Linked DNA regions of Homo sapiens: region 1 is linked to region 2. A link is a contact called in ENCODE Hi-C or POLR2A ChIA-PET data. All regions are on one chromosome and are shown on one strand. Each heading gives the region's core, a stretch centred on a gene start or an enhancer-like site at or near the end of the contact. The rest is flanking DNA. Distances are from core to core; before and after follow the strand shown. Region 1 has its middle 12 kb from the start of GZMM. Region 2 holds the start of RNF126 (ring finger protein 126).

The links. A loop is a pair of places that touch in the nucleus more often than their neighbours do. ChIA-PET counts read pairs that join two places held with the same protein, here RNA polymerase II (POLR2A). Pooled maps may share reads with other maps.
Region 1: a pooled map shows a loop between it and region 2 (2.2-fold over the local background). The contact joins the enhancer-like site here to the promoter of RNF126 in region 2. A Hi-C loop is called at or near these places in 2 of 168 maps with a recorded cell type or tissue (CD8-positive, alpha-beta T cell and mammary epithelial cell) and 7 of 50 pooled maps. POLR2A ChIA-PET finds 5 or more read pairs at or near these places in 9 of 52 experiments (B cell, CD8-positive, alpha-beta T cell, GM10248 and 6 more).

What each region holds. Positions count from the first base shown.
Region 1 is chr19:553,896-558,683 of GRCh38, reverse strand. No RefSeq gene overlaps it. Among named protein-coding and RNA genes, the nearest start is that of GZMM, 12 kb to the right of the region's middle. RefSeq lists a cis regulatory region at 1,684-2,922. Within about 2 kb of position 2,048, at least 9 of the 41 ENCODE cell types and tissues checked have a DNase peak (open chromatin) inside an H3K27ac peak, as active enhancers do.
Region 2 is chr19:660,587-665,372 of GRCh38, reverse strand. It overlaps RNF126 (ring finger protein 126), which reads left to right and starts at 2,159. Exons shown (of 9, transcript NM_194460.3): 1 at 2,159-2,326. The coding sequence starts at 2,252. RefSeq lists silencers at 1,833-2,312, 2,803-3,092 and enhancers at 3,143-3,192, 3,483-3,542, 3,683-3,772.

The DNA of each region.
Region 1 (4,788 bases), core at 799-3,298, 110 kb after region 2:
GTAGGGCCTCATTTAGCAAATAAAAATACCCAGTTAATTTAAATTTCAGAGTTTATTTTATTTTATTTTTTTTGAGGCAGAGTCTCGCTCTGTCACCCAGGCTGGATGATCTCGGCTCACTGCAAGCTCCGCCTCCTGGGTTCAAGCGATTCTCCTGCCTCAGCCTCCCGAGTAGCTGGGACTACAGGCGCCCGCCACCACGCCTGGCTAATTCTTTGTATTTTTAGTAGAGACAGGGTTAACCATGTTAGCCAGGATGGTTTCGATCTCCTGACCTCGTGATCCACCTGCCTCGGCCTCCCAAAGTGCTGGGATTACAGGCGTGAGCCACCGCGCCCGGCCTATTTTATTTTATTTTGAGACACAGTCTCATTCTGTCACCCAGGCTGGAGAGCAGTGGTGTGATCTCTGTTCACTGCAACCTCTGCCTCCCGGGTTCACGCCATTCTCCTGCCTCAGCCTCCCGAGTAGCTGGGACTACAGGCGCCCGCCACCACGCCCGGCTAATTTTTTGTATTTTTAGTAGAGACAGGGTTAACCGTGTTGGCCAGGATGGTCTTGATCTCCTGACCTCGAGATCCGCCCACCTCGGCCTCCCAAAGTGCTGGGATTACAGGCGTGAGCGACGGCGCCTGACCTTGGCATCGTGATTCTTCAAACCTAAATCCTCCAGCTTGTGACTTCTGAGATACGAAGGAGAAACCATCAAGTTCAATAAGGGGCCAGGCGTGGTGGCTCACGCCTGTAATCCCAGCACTTTGGGAGGCCGAGGTGGGGCGGATTACTTAAGGTGAGGAGTTCGAGACCAGCCTGGCCAGCATGGTGAAACGCCGTCTCTACTAAAAATACAAAAATTAGCCAGGTGCGGTGGTGCGTGCCTGTAATCCTAGATACTCGGAAGGCTGAGGCAGGAGAATCGCTTGAACCTGGGAGGCGGAGGTTGCAGTCAGCTGCACCACTGCACTCCAGCCTGGGCAACAGAGAGAGACTCCATCTCAAAAAAGAGAAAAAAAGGCCAGGCACAGTGGCTCATGCCTGTAATCCCAGAACTTTGGGAGGCCAAGGCGGGTGGATCACCTGAGACCAGCCTGGCCAACATGGTGAAACTCCGTCTCTACTAAAAATATAAAATTAGTGGGCGTGGTGGCGGGCGCCTGTAGTCCCAGCTACTCGGGAGGCTGAGGCAGGAGAATTGCTTGAACCCAGGAGGCAGAGGTTGCAGTGAGCTGAGATTGCGCCACTGCACTCCAGCCTGGGTGACAGAGCGAGACTGTCTCAAAAAAAAAAATTCGAGAAGGGCCGTATGGCTGAAAATGTCTCTTGAATCAAATTCCCCTGCCCCGACCTCAGCCTTTGTGGACCTTTCTGTTTGGGGTCCCGGGGCCCCCACTTTGTCAGCGACCATCGTGCCTCTGCGCTTTGTTCTGGGACCGAGCCTGGGCACCGGCCTCTCCACAGGCTCATCCAGCTGCCTGAGAATCCTGGGGCCCCACGCTCAGCAAGGATGAGGACAGCAGCTTCCCCACCTCAGGGCGTACGTGGGCATCAGATGAGGCCTTCTGGCATTTACCACGGGACGACAAGCGTCTGCGTCTTCCCAGGGAGAACGGTGCCCCCCAAAACTCACGCCCACCCAGAACCTCAGAATGTGGCCTTATTTGGCAGAGGTAGTTAGGATAAAGTTGTAAGGGTGGCCCTGAGGCAATGGCTGGCATCCTCATCAGAAGAGGGACATTTGGACTGAGACATGGGGAGACGTCCCTGCGGGGACAGAGGCAGAGACTGCAGCAATGTGGACACAAGCCAAGGACGCCTGGCGCCCCCGGAGCTGGAGAAGGCAGGAGGACTCCTCCGTGGGGCCTCTCAGAGAGCGGCGCCTGCCCACACCTTGACCTCAGACTCCGGGCCCCAGGACGGGGAGGGGCTGCCTTCTGTTGTTTAAGTCACCCAGCATGTGGTCCCACGTCACTGTCAAGCTCCCGGGTGACACCTGTCCAGTTTAAACCACCTGAGACCAGAGCTCTGCCCACCGGCCACCCGGAGATGCTCACTCGGCTGTTCCCTTTTACACCAGGAGGAACCAGCGAGGGCTGGCAGGGCGCAGTGGCTCACACCTGTCATCCCAGCGCTTTGGGAGGTCGAGGCGGGAGGATCACTTGAGCCTAGGACTTTGAGACTCCATTAAGCAACATACTGAGACCCCATCTCGGCAAAATTACAAACATTAGCCAGGCGTGGTGGTGCACACGTGTAGCCCCATCTCCTCAGGAGGCTGAGGGAAGGGGATTGCTTGAGCCCAGCAGTTTGAGGCTGCAGTGAGCTAGGATTGCACCACTGCGCTGCAGCCTGGGTGACCCTGTCTCAAAAAAAAAAAACCACGAAAACACAGACGGAGGGGTGGAGGCTTCCAGGGCACTGCGTGTCCCACACAGGGTGTCAGCCTCCTGCTGGTGGCTGGTTCTGTGTCTCTAAGTCCCCAGTCACTCACCGGGGCTGGGGTGGGGACATCTCAGCACAGCAGGAGGGAACCACTGATGAGGCACGTCCGGGCTCAGAGATTAGCTCTCTCCCCGGGGCGTGGCTCCAGCTCACCAAACACCAGCCTGGCCTGGCCTCCACTGATCTCTGTCCAGTTGGAGTCACCCCAGGACCCAGTGGGTGGGGTGGGTGGGGTGGGGCGGTGCCCTGTGACCTCTGGAGGAGGCTGGAGAGGAAGCTCAACCCTTGCCTCTGAGCATTTTTTTGTTTGTTTTTTTGAGATGGAGTTTTTTGCTCTTGTCGCCCAGGCTGGAGTGCAGTGGCGCAATCTTGGCTCACTGCAACCTCCGCCTCCCGGGTTCAAGCGATTCTCCTGCCTCAGCCTCCCCAGTAGCTGGGATTACAGGCATGCGCCACCACGCCCGGCTAACATTGTATTTTTAGTAGAGACGGGGTTTCTCTGTGTTGGCCAGGCTGATCTGGAACTCCCGACCTCAGGTGATCCGCCCGCCTCGGCCTCCCAAAATGCTGGGATGACAGGTGTGAGCCACCATGCACGGCCGCCTCTGAGCATTTCTGACGGGTCCACCCCACTGGGCTGGATGCTTCCTCCTTCCTAGCCTCCCTGCCTCTACATCAGGGTCTCCCTTGAGGATGTCAAGGAATAAGGAAAATCGCAGCTTCCGCTGGGTACGGTGGCTTACACCTGTCATCCCAGCACTTTGGGAGGCCGAAGCGGGTGGATCACCTGAGGTCAGGAGTTCGAGACCAGCCTGACCAACATGGTGAAACCCCATCTCTACTGAAAATACAAAAATTAGCCGGGCGTGGTGGTGGGTGCCTGTAATCTCACCTACTCGGGAGGCTGAGGCAGGAGAATCACTTGAACCCGGGAGGAGGAGGTTGCAGTGAGCCGAGATTGCGCCACTGCACTCCAGCCTGGAAACAGAGACTCCGTCTCAAAAAAAAAAGCAAACAACAACAACAAAAAAAAAAAAAACAAAAAAAAAAACACCACAGCTTCTTTTAAGCACGTGCAGGGGCCGTGTGACTGTGGGACGTGACAAGGAGCTTCTGTCCAAGTTTCCGTGCGGGAAAGAAACACAAACGTCTGCGAAGTTCACAGCAGCCCAGGTCACGGCAGCCAAAGGTGGAAACAGCTCACCCATCCCTCGAGGGCAGTGAGTGGACAGAGGCAACGTGGTCCAGCCGTACCACGGAAGGACACCCCACCCCAAAATAACAGCACCAGGACGTGCCACCCCAAAGTGTACTTGTCCTGCGTCGTTCGAGCTGGTGACTCCCAGAAACCGCAGGCTCAGGACTAGCTCTGGACAAGTGCTCTTTTGTAAAATAAGTTCACGTCCACGAAGGACATCCACGCTGGCAACACACCTGCACCAGGAAGAGGGAGAGGGCTGCCCCGGGCAGCTTTCATTGCCAAGAGGCCTGGCTTTCTTTTTATCTTTTCTTTATTTGTTTTTATTTTTAATTTTAATTTTTTTGTATTTTTAGTAGAGACGGGGTTTCACCATGTTGGCCAGGCTGGTCTCGAACTCCTGGGCTCAAGTGATCTACCAGCCTTGGCCTCCAAAAGTGCTGGGATTACAGGCGTGAGCCACCGTGCCTGGCCTTTTTATCCTTTTTTTTTTTTAAAAAAAAATGAACACATGCCGGGCGCGGTGGCTCACGCCTGTAATCCCAGCACCTTGGGAGGCTGAGGCGGGCGGATCACGACATCAGGAGCTTGAGACCAGCGTGGCCAACATGGCGAAACCCCGTCTCTACTAAAAATACAAACAGTAGCCGGGCGTGGTGGCGGGTGCCTGTAATCCCAGCTACTCGGGAGGCTGAGGCAGGGGAATCGCTTGAATCTGGGAGGCGGAGGTTGCGGTGAGCCGAGATCGTGCCACTGCACTCCAACCTGGGCAACAAGAGCAAAATACTCTGTCTCAAAAAAAAAAAGAACACATAATAATTGTACATATTCATGGGGTACATAGTGACGTTTCAATACATACAATGTGTGCTGATCAGACATTAACATAGCTAGAGTTGCAAACATTTATCATTTTTTAAAAAATTTTTTATTTATGGTTTTTTTGTTTTTTTTTTTCTGAGACGGAGTCTCGCTCTTGTCGCCCAGGCTAGAGTGCAGTGGTGTGATCTCAGCTCCCTGCAACCTCCCTTTCCCGGCTTGAAGTGATTCTCCTGCCTCAGCCTCCCAAGTAGCTGGGATTATAGGTGCCCACCACCATGCCCAGCTAATTTTTTTTGTAATTTTCGTAGAGACAGGGTTTCACCATGTTG
Region 2 (4,786 bases), core at 910-3,409:
GGCCAGTGAGGCTGGGGAGGGGTCAGCGAGGGGCAGGTGACTCGGGGCAGGCAGCAGAGCACAGAGAGGGCTGAGGAGGTGCCAGCGGTCCTCATGTCTGCTCCGAGCCAACGGAAAACCGTCAGGTTCTGCCGCCTTCTCAGAGGTTAGGCCACTTGCCTAGGGACACACAGCCAGTTCGTGGTTTGGCGTCGTTTGAACCAGGCCTGCTGCTCCTCCTGCACTTGCGGAGCGTGAAGGCTGGTGCAGGGGCTGCGTCTGGCAAGCCTCGCCCCTCCCCAGCCTGGGGTTTTCCTGGATTCCCAGGGACGGGGCCCGTGCGCTCTCTGGTGGTCAGAGCAGGAATGACTGGATTCGCGCTGCTGCAAAGACGACTGGAAGGAGGCTGAAGCCCCTGTCCCCAACCTCTGGACATTCAAAACCCTAAATGCAGGCCGGGCGCGGTGGCTTACGCCTGTAATCCCAGCACTATGGCAGGCCGAGGCGGGCGGATCACCTGAGGTCAGGAGTTTGAGACCAGCCTGGCCAACATAGTGAAACCCCGTCTACTAAAAATACAAAAATTAGGCGGGCGTGGTGGTGCCCAGCCTGTAATCCCAGCAACTCGGGAGCCTGAGGCAGGAGAATCACTTGAACCCGGGAGGCGGAGGTTACAGTGAACCGAGATTGCGCCATTGCACTGCAGCCTGGGCAACAGAGCCAGACTCCATCTCTAAAAAACAAACAAACAAACAAAAAATCTAAATGCACAGGCTCCAACTCTTAATTCCTCAACAGTCTCGCTCCAATGCCTCATTTTGCAGGAAGTCCAACTCCAACCAAATCCTATTCATCCCTCAGCCCTGGTTCCAATGTCCTTACCCCTCGGAAGCCCTCTCTCTCTTTCCCCAGGCAGAGCCAGAGTCACCCTTGAGTTCCACGCTCCTGTCCAATCTCATGGGACTGGGGGTATCTGCGTGCATTCAGCATAGGGTCTGGTGTGCAGTAGTTGCTCAATGAGTGTTGAGTGAAGAAAGAAATACACGCATGAGGCCGGGCGCGGTGGCTCATGCCTGTAATCCCAGCACTTTGGGAGGCCGAGGCGGGCGGATCACGAGGTCAGGAGTTCAAGACCAGCCTGGCCAAATATAGTGAAACCCCGTTTCTACTAAAAATACAAAAATTAGCCGGTGTGGTGGCGGGTGCCTCTAGTCCTAGCTACTCGAGAGGCTGAGGCGGGAGAATCGCTTGAACCCTCGGCAGGCGGAGGTTGCAGTGAGCCGAGATCGGGCCATTGCACCCCAGCCTGGGTGACAGAGTGAGACTCCGTCTCAAAAAAAAAAAGAAAAAAGAAATGCATGCATGATTGGGCCAGAACTAACCTCAGAAATGATCCTGGCCTGTGCTGGGTGATGATACCGTTTCTACTGATTAAATTTGGAAGCAGGGGTTAGGTTTCCTGCCTTCTCCGCACCCGAGAGGCGCCTGGGCCGTCAGCCCGTGGAGCATCTTGGAAACAAGGCCACAACCCACAGACCTCAGCCTCTGTCTGACCCCACGGGTCCCAGTGAGGCCCAGACAGCGCCCTGAGCCCCGGGTCTGCCTGTATTCCGCAGCGCTGAGGGAATGCCTGCTGTGTGTCAGGCGCTGCTGCGGGTCCAAAAATCCCTTTGCTGCGCAGCTGACCTGACAGTGCATCGGGAGGGAATCAGTGCCACGGAGCAGGAGGGCAGCAGAGAAGACCTTGTAAGCTGACATTTGAGCAAAGACCTGGAAGAAAGCCACGCGGGCGTCGGGAGAGCGCTGCACCGGGCAGCGGGCGGGGGAGAGGGCGCCTGGCGAGCCCCAGGAACGGTGGGGACAGTGGGCTGAAGTACCGTGAGGGGAGACGGCGATGAGGTAGGGAAGCACTGAGGGACACGAAGGCCTGGGCAGCTTCGGGAGGGGAGGAGGGCCTCGGCCCCGCCCCGCGCACGCCCCGCTTCTCGTCTCTTCCGCCGCCTGCTTTGGCCCCGCCCCCGCCGGAAGCCCCGCCCCCGCTTGGAGCCCCGCCCAACGGCCGGGCCTAGTTTGTCTCTCAGCGGCCACCGTCGCCCGGGCCGCTGCCCGCCGAGTACGCAGCTTTCGCCGCTCCCGCGCCCCCGCTCCGCCCCGCGTGCCGTGCGTGCCGTGCGTGAGCGTGCGCGGGCGCGTCGGCCGGCGAGGGAGCAGCAAACGGCCGGCGGCGGGTGCCGCGCGGGGGGCGGGCGGCGCGGAGTAGGTGGCGGCGGCCATGGCCGAGGCGTCGCCGCATCCCGGACGGTACTTCTGCCACTGCTGCTCCGTGGAGATCGTCCCGCGCCTGCCGGTGAGGCCCGGGCCGGGGCGGCGGGCGGCAGGGTCTGCGCCGCAGGCCTGAGGCAAGGCCGGGGCCGGGGTGGGGGTCGCTTGCGCCCGCCTCTTGCGCGAGCTGACCACGACGGGAAAACTGAGGCTCGGGGCAGCGCCGGCCCAGGCTGAATCCGCGGGGAGCCCGGGCGGTGCGCGCGCGAACCCCGTCCTGTACATGCGGGAGACTGAGGCCCGGGCGGGAGGCAGGGCCTGGCCGGAGCGGCGCAGCGGGATCGCGGCCGGGTGACCCCACATCCGCGGCGTTCCCGACCCGAGAGGCCGCGAGGATCCCAGGTGGGATCCCTAAGCCCGGTGAGCCTGGTTTTGCAAACGGAGAAACTGAGGCCCGGCGAGCAGAGAGAGGGTATTGCCCGGTGGCGCGGCGCGGGGCAGGGGCTGGGCCTGGCGGGGCTCGGACCCCGAGAATAACGCCAGGGGACCCCCGCCGAGCGCGTGGTTGGGGGCGCCGGCGCCTCGCTGCAGGCTCGCCTCGTGGAGCCCTGGCCGCCGCCTTGGAGGCAGGCCCAGGCCCGGAACGCCCCAGGCACTGTCCCGGGGTCCGACCGCGGCCCGCCGGCGGGGCTTTGTGAGCAGAGCCTGCGTTCCTCCCCTCCCGGGGCTTGGCTGCGCAGCCCACCCTTCCTCCAGGTGTTTACAGCCGCCCCTCACCGAAGAGGACCCTGGGCCTGGGCGTGCCGAGTGCTACTTCCTGCTCGTTTAGGGCAGTGTTTCCCACGCGGACCTGATGTCACCTTGGGGGAGGTGGGAGCAGCGCTCGTTGAAGGTGCTATTTCCAGGCCCCTTTTCCAGGGTTTCGGAGTCAGTAGGTGTGGAATGCGCTCAGCAGTCTGCATTTCTAATATTATTTTTAGGAATGGGGTCTCCCTGTGTTGCCCAGGCTGGTCTTGAACTCCTGGGCTCAAGCGATTCTTCTGGCTCAGCCTCCCAAAACGCTGGGATTACAGGTGTGAGCCACCGTGCCCGGCGGTGGTCTGCATTTTTAACCCGTGTTGCCCTTCGCCAGGCTGACGTGCAAAGTGGTGATTTAGTCGAGCCACCCGTGCTTTATAGATGGGGAAACTGAGGCGCGTGGTGGCTCAGCGGGAAAGTGGCAGAGCCGGCTCAGTCGGGAGCCGCTTGGCCAGCTTGAGGGGAGCAGCCGCAGGAGGTGGAGGGGTCTGGACTCCCCACCCTGTGCCCAGGGGAAGAGGCTGCAGGCATTGAGGATTTACTGTGCTGTGTACGTAGCCGCCCGGCTGTTGCTACGCTTTGACCCGTAAGAGAAGTCCAAGCCCCCCAGAAGCAGTGCAGTTCCCCGGGAGTAGAGACCCAGGAAGGGGCTGGAGGGAGTCAGGAGAAGCCGCCTGTCTCTGGGTCACAGAGGAGGAGCGAGTGCTAGAGTTGGGGCATGGCGGGAGAGCGGGGCCAGGCCCAGGAGTGGAAAGAGAGAGGTGTGGTTTCCTCTCTACTGAAGCCACAGGGCTTCCCCTCCCCAGCAGGAGGAACAAATAAAGTGAAATCTCGGGTGTGGGGCGAAGGTTGGGGAGCTGAGACTGAGCCTTGCCTTACTCCTCTGTCTCCCAGGGGTCTCGCTCTTGCCTCTTCCAGCTTTCTGTCCCCACTGGCCGTGGCAGGAGAGGCTGGTTGCCTGACAGCCCGCCAGCCTGGGTGAGTTGCAGGGCAGCCCCTTGCAGCCCCTTGAGCCCTGGGACAGGCCTGGGAAGCCCCTGGGAAGCCTGGAGTGGTGGCTGTGGGGGGCCGACACTGCCTTGACTCGGCTGCACATTTAGCTGCTCCTAGAGCCCGCACAGGACTGGATCCTGGTGTGGTGGAGCCACTTCCTCGCCCCGTGGCCTTGGACACGGAGGACCTTGACCTCCTCCGACTGTCACTGGGCCTGGGGAGGGCCTTCCTGTAGTGAAAGGAACTCTGTGGTGACAGGCCGCTGTGGTCTTTGCCCTCACAGAATTTACAGGCTGGCCAGGGAGCCAGCATGGAACAGTGATTGACAAATATTTAATCATGGACGTTGGTAGATTCCTTAAGAGCAAATAACTGCAGAGAGGGCTGCGGGGGCCTGCCCGTGTCCACCCCGCGGGTGATCCCAAGGGCATCTGCTTGTGCCTTTGGAGCAGGACGCAACAAGGCGCCCGTAGACAGCATGGCAGTGTCAGAACTTCTCCGTACGTGGCAGGACCCTGTCTCTACAGAAGACTAAAACAATTAGTGGGGTGTGTTGTTGCACTCCTGGAGTCCCAGCTACTGGCGGGGGCTGAGGTGGTGGGAGGAGCGCTTGAGCCTGGGAGGTGGAGGCTGCGGTGAGCCGTGATGGTGCCAGTGCACTCCAGCCTGGGTGACAAGCAAGACGCTGTCTCAAAAACGAATTTTTTATGCTGGGAAATGGGCACACCTGGCGTTTGTTCTGGGGAGGGACGGC